Regions from separate parts of the Homo sapiens genome. Here regions 1, 2 and 4 are each linked to region 3. Evidence: read pairs that join two places in POLR2A ChIA-PET (ENCODE). Cell type or tissue: GM12878. All regions are shown on one strand. Each heading gives the region's core, and the rest is flanking DNA. Links, peaks and the distances in the headings are about the cores only. Region 1 overlaps PXYLP1 (2-phosphoxylose phosphatase 1). Region 2 overlaps RASA2 (RAS p21 protein activator 2). Region 3 overlaps ZBTB38 (zinc finger and BTB domain containing 38). Region 4 has its middle 22 kb from the start of ZBTB38.

Region 1 (5,324 bases), core at 163-5,162, 200 kb before region 3:
AGAGCTGTAATCAATAGCATATTGATTAAAAAGCATATTAAGATGAAAATTATTGCACCTGGTTTTGATGCCCCCACTCTCTCCCCTTTCCTCCTCCACTTCTGTTTGTGGTTACAGCCATCATTTACATTAAAGTTACAAATCATTTTGAATACTATTTGTCCCACCCCTCAGTTATTCAGAGACATGTGTCTTTTCAACCAACAAAACCACAGCTTGCTTTCCTAAGCTTACCTCATTCTTGGATCTAACACCAACCTTCAGGCCTTCAGAGATCCAGCAGTATCATTTTGAGCTTTTAACCGTAAAATAAAATGAAGCTCTTACTTGCTGTTTGTTCTCTGCAGACATAGGAGAATCTAGTTAGAATTAAACATTTACTGTCTTGTTAAGGCTTTATGCTTCTAAAATGAAAGTGGCAGTTGGATTACCGTAAAGTTAGTAAAGTTGTAGAACAAATTTTTGGAAGCTCAGAAATAATAATGGAGGGACTTACAGAAATAAACTATTAAGCTTAAATCTTAAAACATAGATATAAATATGAACTATCTTGAAAGTATAGAAAATTTGGCAAGTATAGATTAATAAGTATATAATATTTTATGCAAGTTATATTAATTATTAGGATCATGCATTATGTTTATACAGTACCTTACTATATAAAAAAGCAACTTTGTCCATATCTCATTTGATTCAATAAGCCTGCGATCTGCTTAGAGATGGGGAGATGGGACCTTGGGATGGTTAAAAGGCTTCCTCTAGAATTCAGATCTCATAAGCAGAGAAATACTATGTAAACCTGGATATCCCTGCCCACGTTGCTTGATAACCAAATGTGGTTACATAGTTTTTTGAAAATTGTAGGTGGTCCTATTCTTAGGGATAAAAATAGGCATTGGTTTTCTCTAAAACTTTCTGCAAGTCAAACAAACAAACAAAAACTCTGTATGTAGCACCCAGAAACCTGAAAGGACTTCTCAAGGTTTGTAGATGTCAGAGGTTCTCTGTTGATGACTTCCTAATACTAGAGTACCTGAGTTGGTTGTGTATTCAGCACAGTGCAGTGATTGAGTGTGTACATTCAGAGGCCAAACTGACTTTAAACCCTGGCTCTACCATTACTAGCAATGTACCCTTGAACAAGTTACTTCTCTGTGCCAGTTTCCTTATTTGTAAAATTTGGGTGGTGATAATAATACCTACTTCATGGTACTGTTGTGAAACTGAAATATAATAATACATGATGAGGGCTTAGAAAAGCACCTACCACATGGTACATGCTTTAAAAATGTTAGCTGCTATTCCTATTCATTTGTTTCTTAAAATTACCTTTTAGGCGCCAACTGACTGCACTGAGATGATGGATACAGGATAATAGTCTCTGTCCTCATGGAACAGAGGACATTATATTTCAGTTTGTGGTGAAGGACATGAATGGCGGTGCAGATCGATTTCCAGGCACTTGCTCACTTACAGCCATGAGAGGCTGTGAAGGGGCTGACCATGGGGTGGTGACCTTGCCAGCTCTTTGAAACAGGCACTCATTTTGACTCATCTGTGTCTGACACATGCTGGTTGTTTTAACTGTCACTCTTGGCCACAGGTTGTTAGTGGGAAGCATGATAAGAGATCCTAGATCTGTTTAGTCACCTGGTTTTGCCAACACTATTTTTGGTCCTGGTTGACAGAATGCTGCCCTGGCTACTATTTTGGACTGGACTGGCTCTTCAGCAGCCCCAGAAACCTTTGGTACTATCAGAGACCCAGTTCTCTGAGCAAGAAATGGCACAGCTGCTCCTGAGAGCAGGTAGGGGACTAGCCAGAGGCAGGAAGCCAGAACACTGCATTTCCTGTGTCTGCCGTAGCTAGAAACTTCTTGACCCAAAGAAACTATGTTGACGGGCATGGGTTTCCTAACTGGTGCTGGAAAGAGAGGACCTTCCTCCTCAGACCTCGCTTTGCTTGCTCTGTGCGTCCTACAGAGAGGCTCCAGCATGGCAGCCTGCCCGACTAGCACCTGCCATCACGGAGCTGGCACGGCCTCCAGCAATGGGCTGTCGACCAGAAAATCCTTCTGTGATTGCTGCTTCAGGAACTCGAGTGCTTCTCTGCCTCGTTTGAGCGTGATTAGCCCAGCTTGTACTCAACATACACTGGAATACTTCATACCGATAAGTCAGCAGTCAGACTGGAAAACCAGTCATCAGTTATCTTAGTGGCAACCAGCTTATTTTTATTTACTTTAAACTATGGTTGACCCTTGAACAACTCAGGGGTTAGGAGCACTGATTCCCCCCACCATGGCCCCCCACAGTTGAAAATCCAAGTATAACTTTTAAATCCCCAATATTGTAACTATACATAGCCTACTGTTAGCCAGAAGCCTTACTGATAATGCAGTCAGTTAACACATATTTTGTATGTTGTATGTATTATATGCTGTATTCTCACAATAAGCTAGAGAAATGAAAATGTTATTAAGAAAATCATAAGGAAGAGAAAACATTTCCTATTCGTTAAGTGGAAGTGGATCATCATAAAGGTTTTATCCTCATTGTCTTCACATTGAGTAGGCTGAGAAGGAGGAAGAGGAGGGGTTGGTCTTGCTGTCTCAGGGGTGGCAGAGGCGGAAGAGAACCTACGTGTAAGTCGACCTGCTCAGTTCAAATCCGTGTTGTTCAAGGGTAGACCTATGTCCTGGAAATTTTAAATGAAGTTTTGTCTTAAAAAAAAAAAAAAAACCTTGCCCCACACTTGTAAAACAAAGAAACAGCAAATAATGCCAACCTTTTGTATGTAGGGAGAATTAAGGTAAAAGGGGGAAAACCCTTTCTCTGTTTTACAAATGGCTCCCCAGGTGCTCTGACTTCTCTGGTCATGATCATCTCTTGATTTCCCAGACTGGAACCTCTTTTGTCGCCAGTGTGTCTGTCTCCGTTGCAGTCCCTAATGGAAACACAGACCTGAAAAATCAAAGCTTGGGCATTTATGGTCGAAGGTCATGGCATGGATGGTTGATTTTTTTTGGCTCTGTCTTCAAAGTGAAAAATCACTGTCTTCTTTGAGAAAGAAAGTATATTTTGGGAGGTGGCTAACGTCAGCAGGCAGGAAGATCTAAGCAAGCCTGTCTCATCCTCGGTTCACATAATTTCTAGCATTGCTAAGTTAGCAGCATATGATTTTTTTTCTCTTGTGCATCTTGCTCTAATGACTGCTGATTATCTTGAAACAGCTGCATTAATTGATGGTGTTTAACGACTCTACTTACACTAAGTAATTGCAGTTGGCTTGGCTGAGGATCCCGAGTTCTTTTTACTTGCTTTTTAGCTTGAGAAGTGTTTATTTACTCTGTGTGCCAAATGCCCGAAGGGGAGTTGGGAATGCCTCACCTCAGTGCCAGCCCACTGCCCAATGCTCACACTCTCCTGGGACATCATCATGTGCCACCACAGCATCCATTCCCTGTGTATTCTGATTGTCTGCTCATGGGCCTCTCTTCCAGCTTGATAGGGAGCCCCTAGAAAGCAGGGACCATACCCAGCTCATCTGTAAAGCTTTGGCCTTTAGCACAAGGACTGGCATGAAACAGGCCTCAATAAAAGTTGGGTGAATGAATGATGAGTGGTTGCAAAGCATATCAGTTATGAATGTGTCTGGCTGAAAGTAGCAGAAAGCCCTGGCTTAGTGGCTTAAGTAAATAGGGGTTTGTTTATCTTATGTAACAAAATGCGTGAAGATAGGTGATTGCTGGTGTTGGTTTCAGCAGCTGACATCTGTCTGTACTGACACTTGTGTTACTCTCTTGGCCTTTCCTTCATGATGGCAAAAAACACCAGCAAACCAGATGTCCCCTGACATTTCATGGCCAGAACTGTATCACATGGGTTGCCCCCAGTTAAACGGGCCATGTGAGTGTGTAGTGGGGCACACTGAGGAAGGCTCACTGCTTAAACAAAGTATGTTTAATGGTTCAAATATGGTAGGCATTCACTTTTTGCTCACACACAGTCCAAAATGGCTGTTTCTGCTTGGGGCTTTCCTCCAAGAGGATATTCAGGGACTCAGGCTCTCAAGGCTGCCATGCTCCTTTGCCTCACTCAGCTGAAGAGGAAGGAACATGGAGGATGGTGTGTGGGAGGATTTTGTGGGCCAGGCTCAGAGGTGCTGAACTACTGGCCCTGACATTCCACTGGCCAGGGCTCAGTCGTGTGAGCATACCTTCCAAGGGGAGGAAATGTGGTCCAGCCACATGCCCAGGAGGGAAAGGAGATGGGTATCACAATTAGCTGGCAGTCTCTGCTACACTGTCTGCCCCCTCCTCCCCCCAAAAATCAGGATTCTCTTAACAAGAAAGAATGAGTGGATATTGAGGGGCTAGTGGGGGTGTTTTCTTTAGAAGGAAATGCTGTGCTAAGAAGGCTCCAGCCAAAAGTCGTCTTCATCCCCAGGAGATCATCTGTTCTGAATCCCTGCTTCTGTTCCTACCTTTGGGAACTGGGCCAGATGACTCAGTAGGACAGTGGGAGGCCCTCATTATCCCCCTGTCTTGACACAGGACATGTTCTTAACAGCTTTGTGGGAATGTGTCCTAGTTGATTCACATCAGCAGTTGGAGGTTACCCCAGAGGAAGTGGTCTTTAGTCCCCCAAGGCCAGAGGAACCTATGAGAGCTCCCTGTTTTCAAGTGCCCCTGCCCACTCAACCTTCCAAAGCTTCTCTTCCTCTCCAGCCCCCACCCCAACCCACATCTGGAGGGGAGGAGAGGACACAACAAAGAGTAACCTGATTCCCCTCTAATTCATTAAAAAGTGTTTTCCCACTACTTCCTGCTAGTTTTCCTCAGTAATAATTGATGAGTGGTATATTGATATACTGGGCTGTAGTGCTTTATTCTTGTTTAGTTTGTCGTAGGTTTCTGTGATGGGGCTATTCCGTCCGCAGCATTCTTCCTGGTGCTCACCCTTCCTTTTTCCCACCCTCCCTCCCTTCCCCTACACACCTGTTGAGCACCTGCTGCTTGCTCTGCTGTCTCTCCACCCAGCCCTGGGGAAGGTGGGCAAGGAAGCTGACATGAGTCTGTCGTGTTGATGAGTAGAGTGGGAGGGGTAGGCTCTGAGGGCTGTGGTTGCCCAGTATTGGAAGATGTCACCCAGCCTTGGGGTCAGGGAAGGCTTCCAGGGGAAGGTGGTGCTTAAGCTGAGTTTAAGGATAAGCAGGAGTTAACCAGGTCAAGAAGACATCTGGGCCAAGAGAGTGGAATGGGCACAGACATTGAGTTATGAAAAGGGGGAACAGCAAGTCGACTGTGCCAGAGTCGTGCGAGA
Region 2 (5,324 bases), core at 121-5,120, 130 kb after region 3:
AGTTTGGGGAAATTTGAATACTAAGTGAATAGTGATGACTTTTTAAAATTATATATGAAATTATACCTGGAAATTGCTTTAAAATAATAATGCAGGAACAGGATGGGAGAGTGAGTGAAGGTATGGCTGAAACAAGATCAGTCTTTTATTAAAAAAAAATCAGTGTATGTATTTTTAAATTTTGTTTGGCATTGCCTTTAGATAGAGAATAGAGAAGATGGCAGCTTTTTTCTCATGTTAGTTAGAAACTTCTAATTGCTTTCAAAAAGTGACCCAAGGCTTCAAAACCAAAGCATTCATTCACTCACTCTCTAGTCAATATCCATGGAATGTCTACTACTAAGCCCATGTGCCCTATTCTGACCTATCTACTGAAAATAAAATCGTGGGTTCAAACAGCAATGCTTAAAAAAACTCAAACTGCTTAAAAATATTGCACCTGTGAATCTGTTTTAGTATTTTTAGGGAATTACTTTACTACTGGGCTTTGTAATTTTAAACTTTAGAAAGGCCTTAGCACAGGATTTATAAAACTTGAAAACTATGAGTATAAATAAATAATTCCAGGCCAGGCATGGTGGCTTACACCTGTAATCCCAGCACTTTGGGAGGCTGAGGCGGGTAGATCACCTGAGGTCAGGAGTTCAAGACCAGCCTGGCCAACATAGTGAAACCCTGTCTCTACTAAAAATACAAAAATTAGCCCGGTGTGGTGGCCCGCGCCTGTAGTCCCAGCTACTCGGGAGGCTGAGGCGGGAGAATCGCTTGAACCCGGGAGGCAGAGGTTCAGTGAGCCGAGAGCATGCCATTGCACTCCAGCCTGGGTGACAGAGTGAGACTCTGTCTCAAATAATAATAATAATAATAATTCCAAACATTCTACATTCTTAGATAAAATATGTAATTTATTTCTCAAACAGTATAGGGGAAATATTGACAACATTTAAAATGCATTTTAATGTATTTTAAAACTTTTTAAATGTATTTTTAAAACATTAAAATGCATTCTTAATGTATTTTACATGTATTCACAAAATATAAGAAAATGCAATTCGTGTCATAATTGTGACATGATACCAAAGGAGAAAATCCCTCCCTTTACTGTAGCAAGTGTATACCATAGAGGCAGTGAGTAAGAGAGGAACAGAATAGAGCAGTAACAAGATGAAAATGGAAAGACAAACTCTTCCTCAGTATAAGTAACCAGTGCTATAAATTTGCCGTGCCTAGTACAAATGTTGAACAATTGTATAAACAGAGGTTGAGGATTTTCTGCAAATAATAAAAGAAATATCAGTGCAGATTATTCTGGGAGAAGAATGGCAAAGAAAATCCACAAAAGCATTTTAGCAGGACTTGGGTAACAGAGGACTGAGAGAGAGAATTTCCCAGACCCAAAAAGCAAATAAATAATTTTCCCCAGTCTCTTAGTAAGGAGGGTTGAAATTAAATTCAAAATTTTAATGTTTGCTGTTTATTGCTTTCTGAACACAATTATTTTTAAGTTACTTATGGCCTATTAAGCTGTATAGCATTTTCACTTCACAAGACAGTACAATTATTTTTCATTATATTCATAAATACCTCTCTTAAAGAACTCGAGTCCATTCATTGCATGAATATTATGTACCCGTTAAAAAGAACAAACTGGATCTATGAAAAGTAGTTTCAAAGAGTTAACTAGGAAGTGCTTTCAGGTAAAAAAAACAAGATACAGGAGAGTAGAATATGATAACATTTTTGTAAACTGACTAATAGGCTCAGAACTCATTTATAAATGTGTATATATGCACACATTTTTAAAAATCTATATAAAATTATATAAGCATGAAGAAAATAGAGAAGGGTCCATAGTAGGTAGTTAACAGGTTCCTAAGAGAAGCGGAGGTGCAGAATGGTAGTGTTTTGAAGATAGGAAAAAAGATAAGAGAAAAACAAAGTTAAAAGAGAAAATAAAGAAAACGTTCCTTAAAAAAACAAAAGCATTGATTTGATGACATTGTTTATATATGTATGCATCGTTATCTATTTGTCTATGTGTAGTAAGGATTTTTTAATATTAAATAAAGAAGATTCTGGTTCAAAGAGTGATGAAAATAGTAAGTGGCACTCCACACAGATTCTTTCTTAGTTCTTGAAGTTTGAGCTTCACTACAAAAAGAATCTCCATTCAGTTGCTTTTATCTACCCTACAGCGTTTGTTAATAGCAAATCCAAATTTGTAAATTTAATTTGGAGTTATTTCTGAAAATAAATTTTGTGGGCAATATGATGATAAGCCACAGGAAAAAAAATATGCAGATAAATATTTATAAATAAATTCCTTTAATATATTCTAATTGTGATAGTTTCTGCAGCATAATTTAAAATTATGCTATTTTCAGTGTCCAAATAAGGATGTTATCAGTGTTAGTATTGATCATCTGGCTGCACATAGTAACTTAAAATAATTTTGTTTTAGAATATACTAATAAAAGACATATATAATACAGTTTTTCTGCAGTTTGGTTTCTGGTTATAGTTAAGTAAAGCAAAGATTCACTATTTTATATACAGCACAAGAAAACGCCTTTTTAAAATAATGAATTATTGAAGAATAAGAATACAGTTAAGTTTTTTTCCTGGATGTTTTTAGATATTTTGCTCTAATGGAATAAAGGGGATGAAGTATTTGTAATGGGCATATTATTTTAGATAAATAAATTTTTAAGAGTTTGAACAATTTTTTAACTCCTGGAACTCTTGTGATATCTTGAATGAGTAGCAAACTTTTTTTTTTCCAGTCCTAGAAAGATATATTTTGGCTAAAGCCCAGCAATTCTGAAGTTTTAATGACCAAATTAGTTGAGTTCAATTGTTTTTGCCAACTTAGGCTACTTTAAGAGTAAAAATTGCCTTTCTCTAATCCTGATATAGTCTAGAAAAAAATAGGTATTTACACTAACAACAAATCATAAATTTCAAATTTAGGCAAGCATATTGCTGAGTATCCCCCCAAAAAGGAAATATGAATACTTGATTGTCAATGGTACTTTACAATTTTTATCAGCCTTCATCCAATTTTGTTTTGTTTTGTTTTTTAATTTTAGATTCAGGGGTATAGGTACAGGTTTGTTACATGGGTATATTGTGTAATGCTGAGGTTTAGGCTTATTATCCCTTCACCCAAGTAGCGAACAAAGTACCGGATGGTTTTTTCAATCCCTACCCCCCTATCTCCCTCCCCACTTTTGGAACCCCCAGTGTCTATTGTTACCATCTTTGTGTTTGTGCATACCCAGTGTTCAGCTCCCACTTACAAGTGAGAACATAGGGTATTTGGTTTTCTGTTTCTGCATTAATTCGCATAGGGTAGTGGCCTCCAGCAGCATCCATGTTAGTGCAAAGGACATAATTTTTTTCTTTCTGTGACTGCGAACAAGATTAGTCTTCAGTTGATAATTGTTTAAGCTAGATAATGGGTACATGAGCGTTCAATATTCTCTTTTGTTTGTGTTTTTAAATTCCCATGATAAAAAGCTTTTTTTTTTTTTTTTTAAACTCTTAGATTTCTGGTTTTGGTCCTGCAAATTTCTCTTAAGTTCAAATTTTTGGAAAAAGAATTTACTTTAAAACAAGGTTACTTACGCATTCTGATATGTCTTATCTACTTTTTTTTTTTTGAGACGAAGTCTTGCTCTGTCATCCAGGCAAGCCCAGACTGGAGTACAGTGGCGGGATCTCAGCTCACTGCAACTCCGCCTCCTGAGTTCAAGTGATTCTCCTGCCTCAGCCTCCCAAGCAGCTGGATTACAGGCACCTGCCACCATGCCGGACTGATTTTTGTATTTTTAGTAAAGACAGGGTTTCACCATGGTGGCCAGGCTGGTCTCGAACTCCTGACCTCAAGTGATCTGCCTGCGTCAGCCTCCCAAAGTGCTGAGATTACAGTCATGAGCCACTGCACCCGGACTGTCTTAATTTTCAGCTAAATGCCTCTTTCTTAAATTTAGTTGGTAAAAATTTATTTTTGATAATACATTGGATTTTAAATGTTTACCTTTTATTATCATTTTTTCTAAACCTGCAAGCTAATCAAACTCTTGTTCAACTCCTTTGAGATCTTAATTTCTGTAATATCTATGCTTTTTGTTTCCTGGATAAAAATGTGTTTATAGCTTTGTAATCCAATGTATAACCAATATTAGTTTTCTGAAGATGAGTATCCTGCTACTTATGAAGCTTCCTAACTGTAAATACTAAGTTGACTTTTTTGGTTTAGTTTTTTTATAACTTAACTCTTAACTTGCCTCATTGGCTTGAATGCATTTCCATCACATGGAATCACTTATATTTTTACTTTAGGTACTTGCTACAGCCAAGAGACAATGGAAACAAGTCATCCAAAACTGATGACCTGGGGTCTCTTCGATTAAATATATGTTATACAGAAGACTACGTGCTTCCTTCAGAGTACTATGGTCCTTTGAAAACTTTGCTGCTAAAATCACCAGATGTTCAAGTATGTTAAGAATCTTAAGGATATGATTTAACACGAAACGGCTAAAATAATTCTATAAATGATAAGGAAAAGATTTCAAGAGTATCAAGTCTTATTAAAACAGTAAAAATTATATACATACATATATATACACACACACATTTCTATTTATCTGAACCAGAGTACTATGATTCCTACATGTGCTCCCACAATCATCTCTGATAAAAAATTTCGAAAATTAAATGTCCTGTATAACAGCTTTAGTGACATTATTTCAGTTACTTTTACAGGCTAGTGATTGAACAGTTAATCATGTTTCCTTGATGTTTGTGCTTGTTTTCTACCTTTCTGTATTTAGCCAATATCTGCCTCAGCTGCTTACATTTTGAGTGAAATATGTCGAGATAAAAATGATGCTGTTTTGCCCCTTGTACGACTGCTGCTGCACCATGATAAACTTGTTCCTTTTGCCACTGCTGTGGCTGAATTAGACTTGAAGGATACACAGTAAGAGTTATATTTTATTAAATGTTAATTACATGTTGTTGAAATTGGACCTTAGTTTGACAGATTGATTTTGTAGTCTGAATTTTTTTGTATTGATCAGCCTTACTGTATAGTAGGCTGAAAAGAAGTACTTAACAAATAACAAAAGGCAGTTAAGCTATCAAACAGTATTCACCTACCTTAAGGACAACAATTAATGAAGGATGTTTTTCTTTAACTCAGGAAATTTCATTTGTTACTAATCTGCTTCTTAGTGTAATGGTTCACGTGTCACAAGTTAAAACACCAGAGCAGAAGTGTTTTTTTCTTTATTCATTATGTATCACCCTTATATGCA
Region 3 (5,324 bases), core at 272-5,271:
CATGGATTCCAATGATTAGTTGACAGTTCTCTTTCTTCCCCTAGACTCTGGGCTCCTTGAGAGCAGAGACTTGCCTTCCTCCTGTTCATATCTCCAGTATAACTCTAGCACCCAAGTACTGTGTCTGACCATATTAACATATTTGCTGGATAAAGTTGTTAAAAGGTGTGTCAAGAAGGCAAATCAAGGTGCTACTTATTAACTATGATTTTTAAAGGCTTTCTGACACACAAAGGTAGATATCCCCGCTGAAAAATGTCATGCTTGGATTTTGCAAAGTTATGACAATATTTTAATGACATATATAATGATATTTATTGTATATGTTGTTCTGTTAAGTATGACTACAATATTATTCCATGTTAAGAGTTGGCCTTTTGCTAACCATCCTAGTTGAACAATCTGAGAGAAGAATCAGAACCCCACAGAAGTGGTTGGGGCTTTGTATATTATAAATCTGAGTCAGGACACCCTAGAGTGTTCATTAGCCTGATTTGAAATGCCGTATTCCGCAAATGGAAGCAGAGCCTAAAGGGAGGTTCAGGATGCTGTGAAGCAGAATGTTTTGGAAGAAGCAGTAGTTTTGAACTGGAAAGACAAAATAGATGATGTCAGCATAGACCTAAGCCACCTTTTTGAATCATATAGCATGTGTTTTGTCAGATCTGAAGCTATCTAGTCAGGCTGATAAAGAATTAAAATAACATGTGGGCTTCCAAGAAGCCAAACATGATAAAAATATATGAGTCAGGGGAGAAAGGAGATCCTACAGGGGCCCAGAGCCGAGAGACTTGAAAGAAGGCAAAAGAAACATCAGCAAAGTATGCTATTGATCTGTGACCCAGTGAAGGACAGACTCCTTCACTCCGGGGTCACCCTTTCTCCCTTCAGGGGCAAAGAGGAAGTCATAAGATTCCATTTCATTTCATTCTAGTTTTATTTGTAGAAATAATCCCCCATACTTCTAGAAAAGATTCATGGAAGATTACAGTTAAAGGCAGGGTAAACAAGAGCAGAAGAACTAATGTTAAATAAAGAAAATGAAACAATAGGCACACCAGAAACCCAGGCCAAGAATAGCTACAACAATTGATGATAAAAGTTAGTTCTGAGCTTCTTTGTCTTGAGAATTAAAACAGAAACATGGTGAATATAGTGTTCTCATTATCTGAATTGAAGAATTTGTTAGTAGAAAGGTACTTTTTTCCTATGACTGGATACAATAAAAGAATTTATCAAATGGATCCTTGTATAAAGGACACTAAATAACATAATAGTCACAGCTTATAATAGCAGCTTTACAAAAAGGTAGAGAGGTTCTTTGTGTGGCCATCTGGTCCATCCAACTAAATAAATGCCATGAGCTAAATGTTATACTTTACTGCTAGGAAAACATTGCCACTGAGAGTTAAAGAAGTATCATCAAACTGTAAGGCTTTCTGGAGACGTCTCTTAATACAGAATAGCACAGAGAGACTGGATGAATCTCTGGTTAGTATGTTCTGTAGACCAGAGGGTTTTTTTGTGTGTGTGTTTTGTTTGTTTGTTTTGCTTTACTTTTAACTGCATGTGGTGATCTATTACTGGGTAGTGAAATTAGTGAGTTGCTGTAAGCATTCTTTAAAAGAAAAGGCTGGGTGCAGTGGCTCACACCTGTAATCCCAGCACTTTGGGAGGCTGAGGCGGGCAGATCACGAGGTCAAGAGATCGAGACCATCCTGGCCAACATGGTGAAACCCCGTCTCTACTAAAAATACAAAAATTAGCTGGGCGTGGTGGCATGCACCTGTAGTCCCAGCTACTCGGGAGGCTGAGGCAGGAGAGTCGCTTGAACCCTGGAGCCGGAAGTTGCAGTGAGCTGAGATCATGCCATTGCACTCCAGCCTGGTGACAGAGCGAGACTCAATCTCAAAAAAAAAAAAAAAAAAGAAAAGAAAAAGAAAGAAAAGAAAAATACTAGAGCAGAACAGAATGCATCACACCTAGTAAGGGTGAGTGTTAATTTCATTTGTGTCTTAGGTCACTATGTACTGTGTATCTCTTACTGTGGGAAGTATGAAAGCTGCTACTTTTCACTGCCCCTCACTATAATATCAGTTAGTAAGCTTTAGCACACCAGACTCATGGAATAGGACTTATATAGAGAATATAGAAAATACAGAGAAGAATGGAGATGGGATCCTCAGACCAGAACAAGAGCCACTGTGCCTTGAAGTTGTGCTAATTCAGGAATCTATGACTAGATTCATTCTTGTCCGTTCTTGTCAAAGGACTTAGAAATGTCCTTTCCTGGTTTTACATTTTGTCTCCTTTTTAGTTGCCTTCAGTACCTGACAGTTCTTTTTGAAAACCCTAGTCTACTTTGTCTCTACTAAAGGGGAAACTAGAAAAGGAACCTGATGAGTCACCATAGGGCCAATAGCGCAGAGAGGCGGGGGTGCCCCTGGTGGTCAGACTTGGTTACACACCCTGCAACTCTAGAGATTGACCCTTATGAGCCACAAATTAGGAAGGGCTCCTTCAGTTCTTGCTTCTTCTCTGAGTGGGCAATAGCTTTGCATATAGGTACCACTTAAGGAAAATTCATTTAAAAAAATAGCCTGGGCAACATAGCGAAACCCTGTCTCTACCAACAATACAAAAATTAGCCGGGCGTGGTGGCTCTCACCTGTGGTCCCAGCTATTCAGGAAGCTGAGGTGAGAGAATCGCTTGAGCCGGGGAAGTGGAGGTTGCAGTGAGCGGAGACCACACCACTGCACTCCAGCCTGGGCAACAGAGCGAGACTTTGTCTCAAAAAAAAAAAAATCATTTTCCTGCTTCATGGTTGTGACTGGATCATCAGATTTCTCTTTGAAAATAGGCAGGAAGCTTCTGGCAGGACCATGGCATTGCCCAGCTCTAGTAGTTCAAAGCAGCAGCCTTGAATGATGATGAGACCCTTAACATTTCAGAAAAAAAAAAAAAACCTCCTCCCCTCCCAAATTTGGACATGTATATATAGCTCCAACTTTGGAGAAAAGGGGAAGGAGTTCTGGGAGGATTTCCAATGATAACAACTATTAGCAATGGTATGAGAAACAGGCTGGGGCAAGAAAAAGATTTAGCTTCTAATGTTGACTCTTGAGTCTCGGGAGCATCAACAGAATGAGATAAAAACCTGAAGTTTCATACAAAAGAACAGTTTTTCACAGAAGTGGAAAATAGTCTAGAGATAAAGAAGCCACCTGTGGAAGATTATCTGACCATTTCTCTCCTCTTGTTTCAGATGACAGTCATGTCCCTTTCCAGGGACCTCAAGGACGACTTTCACAGTGACACGGTACTCTCCATCTTAAATGAGCAGCGCATTCGGGGCATTTTATGCGATGTCACTATCATTGTGGAAGATACCAAATTTAAAGCCCATAGCAATGTTCTGGCAGCTTCAAGCCTGTATTTTAAAAATATCTTTTGGAGCCATACAATCTGTATTTCCAGCCACGTCCTGGAGCTGGACGATCTCAAAGCTGAAGTGTTTACTGAAATACTTAATTATATCTACAGTTCCACAGTCGTTGTCAAGAGACAGGAAACAGTCACTGATCTCGCAGCTGCAGGAAAAAAGCTGGGAATATCGTTCTTGGAAGACCTTACTGATCGCAACTTCTCAAATTCCCCGGGTCCCTATGTATTCTGTATTACTGAAAAGGGAGTGGTTAAAGAAGAAAAAAATGAAAAAAGGCATGAAGAACCAGCCATCACTAATGGGCCAAGGATCACAAATGCATTTTCCATCATCGAAACAGAAAATAGTAATAACATGTTTTCCCCGCTGGACTTGAGGGCAAGTTTCAAAAAGGTCTCCGACTCCATGAGAACAGCTAGCCTTTGCCTGGAGAGGACGGACGTCTGCCACGAGGCAGAGCCTGTCCGCACACTTGCCGAGCACTCATACGCTGTTTCTTCCGTAGCTGAAGCTTACAGAAGTCAGCCTGTACGTGAACATGATGGCAGTTCACCTGGTAACACAGGGAAAGAAAATTGTGAAGCCCTTGCAGCGAAACCGAAAACATGCCGGAAGCCAAAGACATTCTCCATACCACAGGATTCGGATTCAGCCACAGAAAATATACCACCCCCTCCAGTATCCAACTTAGAGGTTAATCAAGAAAGAAGTCCACAACCAGCTGCTGTTCTCACTCGTTCAAAATCTCCAAACAATGAAGGAGATGTCCATTTTTCCAGGGAAGATGAAAATCAATCTTCTGATGTTCCCGGGCCGCCAGCCGCAGAGGTTCCACCTCTGGTGTACAATTGTAGCTGCTGTTCCAAAGCCTTTGACAGCAGCACTCTGCTCAGTGCCCACATGCAGCTTCACAAGCCAACCCAGGAGCCTTTAGTGTGCAAGTATTGCAACAAACAATTCACCACCCTGAACAGGTTGGATCGGCATGAACAGATCTGCATGAGGTCAAGCCACATGCCCATTCCTGGAGGAAACCAACGCTTTTTAGAAAACTATCCTACCATTGGACAAAATGGAGGTTCATTCACAGGTCCAGAACCTTTATTATCTGAAAATAGGATTGGTGAATTTTCCAGTACCGGAAGTACTTTGCCAGACACGGACCACATGGTTAAATTTGTTAATGGGCAAATGCTCTACAGTTGCGTTGTGTGCAAACGTAGTTATGTGACCTTATCTAGCCTCCGAAGACATGCAAATGTTCACTCCTGGAGAAGAACATATCCTTGCCATTACTGCAACAAAGTATTTGCATTGGCTGAGTACAGGACAAGGCATGAAATTTGGCATACGGGAGAAAGACGATATCAGTGCATTTTCTGTCTTGAAACTTTCATGACCTACTATATACTCAAAAATCATCAGAAGTCTTTCCATGCCATCGATCATAGACTTTCCATCAGTAAAAAAACAGCAAATGGAGGCTTGAAGCCTAGTGTCTATCCGTATAAACTTTATAGGCTACTGCCTATGAAATGCAAGAGAGCCCCTTATAAGAGCTACCGAAATTCTTCCTATGAAAATGCACGAGAAAACAGTCAAATGAATGAGTCTGCACCTGGTACCTATGTTGTTCAGAATCCACACAGCTCTGAATTACCAACGCTGAATTTCCAAGATACTGTAAACACCCTGACCAACAGTCCAGCCATCCCATTGGAAACATCTGCATGTCAGGACATACCCACTTCTGCCAATGTACAAAATGCAGAGGGTACCAAATGGGGAGAGGAGGCATTGAAAATGGATCTTGACAATAACTTTTATTCAACTGAGGTGTCAGTTTCTTCCACTGAAAATGCTGTCAGTTCTGACCTC
Region 4 (5,324 bases), core at 208-5,207, 95 kb before region 3:
ACCCAAGGGCCTCTAACAGTAGAAGAGAGAAAACATTGATGCTGGGAATTTTGAGGGACTTGCATCTAATCAATATGTCCAAAGCACAAAATCGATTCCATGTCTCCTGGTTACCTTAGGAACCCAGGTGTACTTTGTATTCTAGTAACAGCAGGACAGGAGACCTCCAACTGTGGTCCACTTTGGCTATGTTTTAGTTGGCTGCTGTTTTCTGTTGCTGCTGTAGTAAGTCACCGAAAACTTGGTGGCTTAACACACACAGTTATCTTACAGTTCCATAGGTCAGAAGTCCATCATGGGTCCCACTGGGCTAAAATCAAAGTGTCTACAGCTCTGTGTTTCCTTCTGGAGGCTTAGGGGAGAATCCCTTTCCCTACCCTTCCCAGCTTCTAGAGACGGTCCTGATTCCTTGGCTCATGGCTTCCTTCCTCCATCTTCTTCTTCTATTTATTTATTTATTTTGAGACATGGTCTTGCTCTGTCACCCAGATTGGAGTGCAGTGGAACAATCACAACTCACTACAGCCTCAACCTCCAAGGCTGAAATGATCCTCTTGCCTCAGCCTCCTGAATAACTGGGACCACAGGCACATGCCACCACACCTGGCTAATTTTTTGTTTTTATTTTTTGTAGATGTGGGGTCTCACTGTGTTTCCCAGGCTGATCTCAAACTCCTGGGCTCAAGTGATCCTCCTGCCTTGGCCTCCAAAAGTGCTGAGATTACAGGCTTGAGCCACTGCACCCAGCTCTTCCATCTTCAAAGCCAGCATTGTGCATTTCTCTGACCTTTCTTCATAGTCATGTCTCTCTCTCACTAACTACAATTGGGAAAGGTCCTCTGCTTTTAAGGACTCAAGATTATATTATGCTTATTCAGATCTTGCAGGATAATTTCCCCACCTCAAGGTCCATAATCTTAATCACATCTGCAAAGCCTCTCTTGCCATGGAAGGTAACATATTCACATGATCTTGGAATTAGGACCTGGACATCTTTGGGGGTCCATTATTCTGTCTATCACAGCTGCTATTGCAAGAAGTCCTGCTGTTAATCCTAGGGAAGAAATTAAGGAAATTCTCATCTTCCTGAGAGGGGAGGCAGGCCTATGGTATTTCCAGACACTTCTTGTCATCTAGAGATCTAAGCTTAACTGTATATTGCTAAGAGTCATCAACCTCTCTCACACGAACTACCAAGAACTTTTGCAAAAGAAGCTGGAGAAGACTTTGTGTTGGGATAAGTTGGAAAAATGGGGCACCCACTCCAGATAGATGTATGGCTTAGGAAGAAGCTCTAGTGGTTTCTGTGGGAAAGGGAGGCACAGTGTTCCCAGATGGCAGAACTTTTTTTTTTTTTAATGGCTTTGGGAGGGTTGGTAAAGGTCAGTCCTGTGACACAGATATGGAGGAGCAACCACAGGGCTACCCTTGGCTATGGCTGCAAGGGCCTGGACAGCTGATGTTGGACTACATGCTGGGAACAGGTGAGCTCTGGCCCATGGTGGTGTATACATGGGGGCATGAAGAAATGAGGGCTTCTGCTCGGCCTGCAGCTCATTCTCTCCTAGACTTTTCTTTTCTCAACCCATCTATTTGCATGTGAGATTCATAGTGCTTCTGCTAATTCAACTTTGACCCTATTTTATGTAAACTAATTATCCTGGCCTTACTATGCAAGGACAGTATTCTCCCATCTCTTTCCTGGGTTCCATCTCTTAGCTTCCCTGTGTTGGCATATTACTTCTCCCTGAGCTCAGAAAGGCTGCTTATGGTTGTGGTGCATGGGTGTGTGTGTGGGTGTGTCTTGGGGTGGGAGGTGGGAGGCTGGTAGTGCTTAACCTACGATAGGTTCCAATGCTAGTTTCCTTCCCATCCCTCCCTTGCCCATTCTAACAGCTTAGTTTTCCCCCAGGCCCTCACCCACCAAATCATTGTGACAACTGAAGACACCCCCATGGATTTCCCAAAGACCTCCCGGGGGACAAGGCCACCCCCACTGAGAATGTCTGCTCAGAAGGGTATGAGTGGAAGGCAATGTCTGTTCCCGGCAGGGCTTCGGGGGCAGTTTCTGGCTTACAGAGGCTGAAGAAATTTCCTGGAATAATACCTACTGGGCTCCACTGCTCTAAATAGTGGCTGTGATTTCTTACCAGTTAAAGCAATCACCTCTCTCTGAAGCTCCTGTTGTTTAACCTTTGGCCATGATATATCCAAGGTGGGGCTCACCTCAGAGAGTCTCCACCCTGGCTGCACGTTGAAATCACAGGGTACCTTTAAAAAATACTGATACCCAGGTGTCACCCCAGACAGTCTGATTAAACAGGCCTGGTCCTCTAGCTATTTTAACACTCCTGGTGATTAGCCAGAGCTGATAACCTGTTATTAGGGGATTTTCTCTGTGAATAACCTTGACGCTGGAGTGAGGAAGGGCTTAGCAGCATTGAAATAAACGCTTCCCATTGGCTGGAGAAATTTCCTCGTGAGCCACTCCTCCTTTAATTTATCCCACCCTTTCTCCTTTCCTCCCTTCTACCCATTTTTGTTATAATTATTTAGAATTAATCATACAGTTCCCTTTCATTCATCCAAGCTATTACTCTGTTGCAACAAAGGTCAGGATGAAAAGGGCAGCGCGGTTGGCAGCTCCATATTTTTACTTCCTCTTGGTGTAAAGTTTTACTGAATAAAGGGAGTGCTACAGTGAGACGCTCAGACGAGGGGTAAATAGGAAATGAGCCAGTGCCCAGCTGGGCTCAGCCTGGTCCACTCCACATTGCCAGCCATCAGACTTTCTAGAAAACACAGGCTGAAGGCACCCCTGCTGCCTCTCAAACTCTCCGAGGTTTTTTGTTTTGTTTTGTGTGTGTGTGTGTGTGTGTGTGTGTGTGTGTGGTGCAATGCTCACACATGAAGAAGGCCAAACCTCAAGCTTTCTTCACGTACCTGTACATTTCAGTCTCTGAAAGAAAGCACTGTCTACTACGAATGTTTTATTCTGCCATCTGCCTGGTGGAAATTACTGAGGGAAACAGCTGGTTCAGCACTTCCGCCACTAGCTTTTATAAAGGAAGAACCAAAGAACTGTTCCTCATCAGTTGTGAAGCCTAGGTTTCAGAATGCACTGCTTTTATATTCTCATGAAAATTACCAAAGCATATTCAAGTTAGTTGTCACTGTTTCAAACGCCACACAGTTGATGAGTTACATATGCGTGGGCTGCATGGCATTTCTGCAGTCATGGGAATTGTAGTTGTGCATCTTAGACTCTATGCTCCTAGTGTTAGGGTTACAGACAAAATGTGAGTAGAGAAATTGTCTCTACTTTCAAAGGTGGTGGGGTGATGTGCTTCTTGGTTTAAAAAATTAAAAGTATAATTTGTGGCCAGAGGAGCAATAGTTTATGGCTCATTTGAACCTGATCTGAATTCATTAAGACAGTCTTGACTTGACTGGACAAGACATAATTTGATCTGAGTATATATAGAGCCATAGAGGCATGTACACATATATTTCTATAATATATAGTCTCTTAGCATATGTTTAACCTAAGGAAGGACCACGCTGTGTAAAATACATTATACACGGGCCTGTTTGGTTTCAGACTCCTTCCTCACCCTTCACCTACTCTGCTCTTTGTCTTACCAGTGCCCACTTTTGCAAACAGATTTCTCTGGCTGCCAGGTCACCTAGGCTCCGGCTGGGCTCAGCCAATGAGAAACACTGGAAGGCAGGAGGAAGGAAAAGACCAGGGTTTCTCTCCCTAAGCCTCTCAGATGTGGATGGTGCGTCTGACAGTAGCAGAGGCCTGGCTCCAGTTCCTGCCAGAAAGGCTGCCATGGTTGTGGCTGTTCTCAGTGACCCTAGTCCCTGGACATTGGTAACACCATCTCCTCCAATGGTTCCTTCAGTCCAGGATTGGGAGTGACTTCCTGCTGTCACTATTCTTAGCTTCTCAGATTCTCTGTCACCTGTGTAACCAAGTCTCTATATTATATTCCTTCTGTTATAAATACATGTAATGGTTTCTCTTGTTCTGATTAGACCCTGACTGATACATATGTCATGGTTAAAACACATTTTCCTTTAACATAGATTACCCATTAGTAGATTATTTAATTACAGTTGTGGTTGCCAATCTATTATTATTTGTAATTATTTGTTTGAAGGGTAGTTCTTAATCTATTGAAGTTATTTGTATTTGCCCATAACATTTTAAAATGCTTAAATATCATAAATGCTTGTGAATTCCACCATCTTGAGCTTCAAAGGAGTGGCCTAATTTTACTATATATGGTCATATGGTAAATGTAATGGAAATGATAAATCATAAGCCCGTGAATAATTGTTATTCATAATGGAACTGCTACTGTATTTTGTAGAAATAGCCCACATCTATTCTTGAGCTAATATACATGCTGATTTCCAGCAATAGTGCCATGGAGGAATTATCCAGTAGTAGTTACAGTAAAAGAAATGCTCATAATAGCTTTGGAACTTGGAAGTAATTATATCTTCCTCTTTAAGTGATTTATTTTTATCATTACTTGCAGTGTCTTTCCTGAACCTTAGCCTAAAATCCTCTCTCCTGCTGACTGCAAATTTAGATCCTTCCAGGAGGGGAATGCATTAGTAGAATATCGTCAAAGGGCCCTCAACTAAAGCAAGTCAATGTGGCTACCATTTCCTTTCTTCCCTCCTTTTCTCGTCTTACTCAAGCTTAAAGGACTGTACAAGTGTAAGTAAAGCACATAAACGAGCTAGGATTTCAAACATGGAACCTGGCACTGTATCTGTCAAGAGCCAATGAGTATCTGATTCAAGATGGCAGATAAGCACACTTGATTTATCCTCACCAAGACCCCACTAAAATGATAGTAATGGCATTTAAAAAGTGATAATCACCATAGTAATGGTAAAGGGACTCCCGGCAGAGAAGCAATTTTACAGAATTTCTGGAGGGTAAACAGTGGATGGAGAAGTGGAGGTAGAAGAAAGATAAAGGAAGCCAAACCTATATTACAAGAGTAAGGGTGGGGGAGGCTAGAACTGAGGAGGAAATCTTTGCAATGCAAAATCTAAGAGACTAGGCAACTCATAAACATCAGCTGAGAGAGTGATGGGGCTGAAATCACCATGATTCATGAAATACCCCAAAGGAGCACTTAGCCTTTCACCCCACTTGGCAGCCAGACAGGCCCTCCTCTACCTTTTCTCCCTCACTCCACTAAAAATCTGACAGACTTGCTCTTCTCTCTAAAAATGAGGTGGCCCCAAAAATGAAACTCCTGATATCCTGACATTTAGGAATTCCCTAGCTAAATAGC

The links. ChIA-PET counts read pairs that join two places held together with the same protein. Peaks named below come from ENCODE experiments on the same cell type or tissue, not always from the same donor. Only the 100,000 strongest peaks of a DNase experiment are listed, where the experiment ranks them.
Region 1: POLR2A ChIA-PET joins it to region 3 with 5 read pairs; 7 of 35 experiments call an interaction of 5 or more read pairs at or near these places.
Region 2: POLR2A ChIA-PET joins it to region 3 with 6 read pairs; 7 of 35 experiments call an interaction of 5 or more read pairs at or near these places.
Region 4: POLR2A ChIA-PET joins it to region 3 with 6 read pairs; 6 of 35 experiments call an interaction of 5 or more read pairs at or near these places.

The regions. Positions count from the first base shown.
Region 1 is chr3:141,236,341-141,241,664 of GRCh38, forward strand. All of the region lies in intron 1 of PXYLP1 (2-phosphoxylose phosphatase 1), which reads left to right. Among named protein-coding and RNA genes, the nearest start is that of PXYLP1, 7.2 kb to the left of the region's middle. In GM12878, for the core only: no CTCF peak of the experiment used is centred there; no DNase peak of the experiment used is centred there; H3K27me3 peaks cover 47 bases.
Region 2 is chr3:141,566,568-141,571,891 of GRCh38, forward strand. It overlaps RASA2 (RAS p21 protein activator 2), which reads left to right. Exons shown (of 24, transcript NM_006506.5): 10 at 4,345-4,501; 11 at 4,839-4,987. Among named protein-coding and RNA genes, the nearest start is that of RASA2-IT1, 44 kb to the left of the region's middle. In GM12878, for the core only: no CTCF peak of the experiment used is centred there; no DNase peak of the experiment used is centred there.
Region 3 is chr3:141,439,123-141,444,446 of GRCh38, forward strand. It overlaps ZBTB38 (zinc finger and BTB domain containing 38), which reads left to right. Exons shown (of 6, transcript NM_001376113.1): 6 at 3,267-5,324. The coding sequence starts at 3,267. Among named protein-coding and RNA genes, the nearest start is that of RASA2, 45 kb to the right of the region's middle. In GM12878, for the core only: a CTCF peak has its summit at 2,442; a DNase peak (open chromatin) is centred at 2,469; H3K4me3 peaks cover 572 bases; H3K27ac peaks cover 2,233 bases.
Region 4 is chr3:141,343,925-141,349,248 of GRCh38, forward strand. It overlaps a transcript of ZBTB38 not described here. Among named protein-coding and RNA genes, the nearest start is that of ZBTB38, 22 kb to the right of the region's middle. In GM12878, for the core only: no CTCF peak of the experiment used is centred there; no DNase peak of the experiment used is centred there.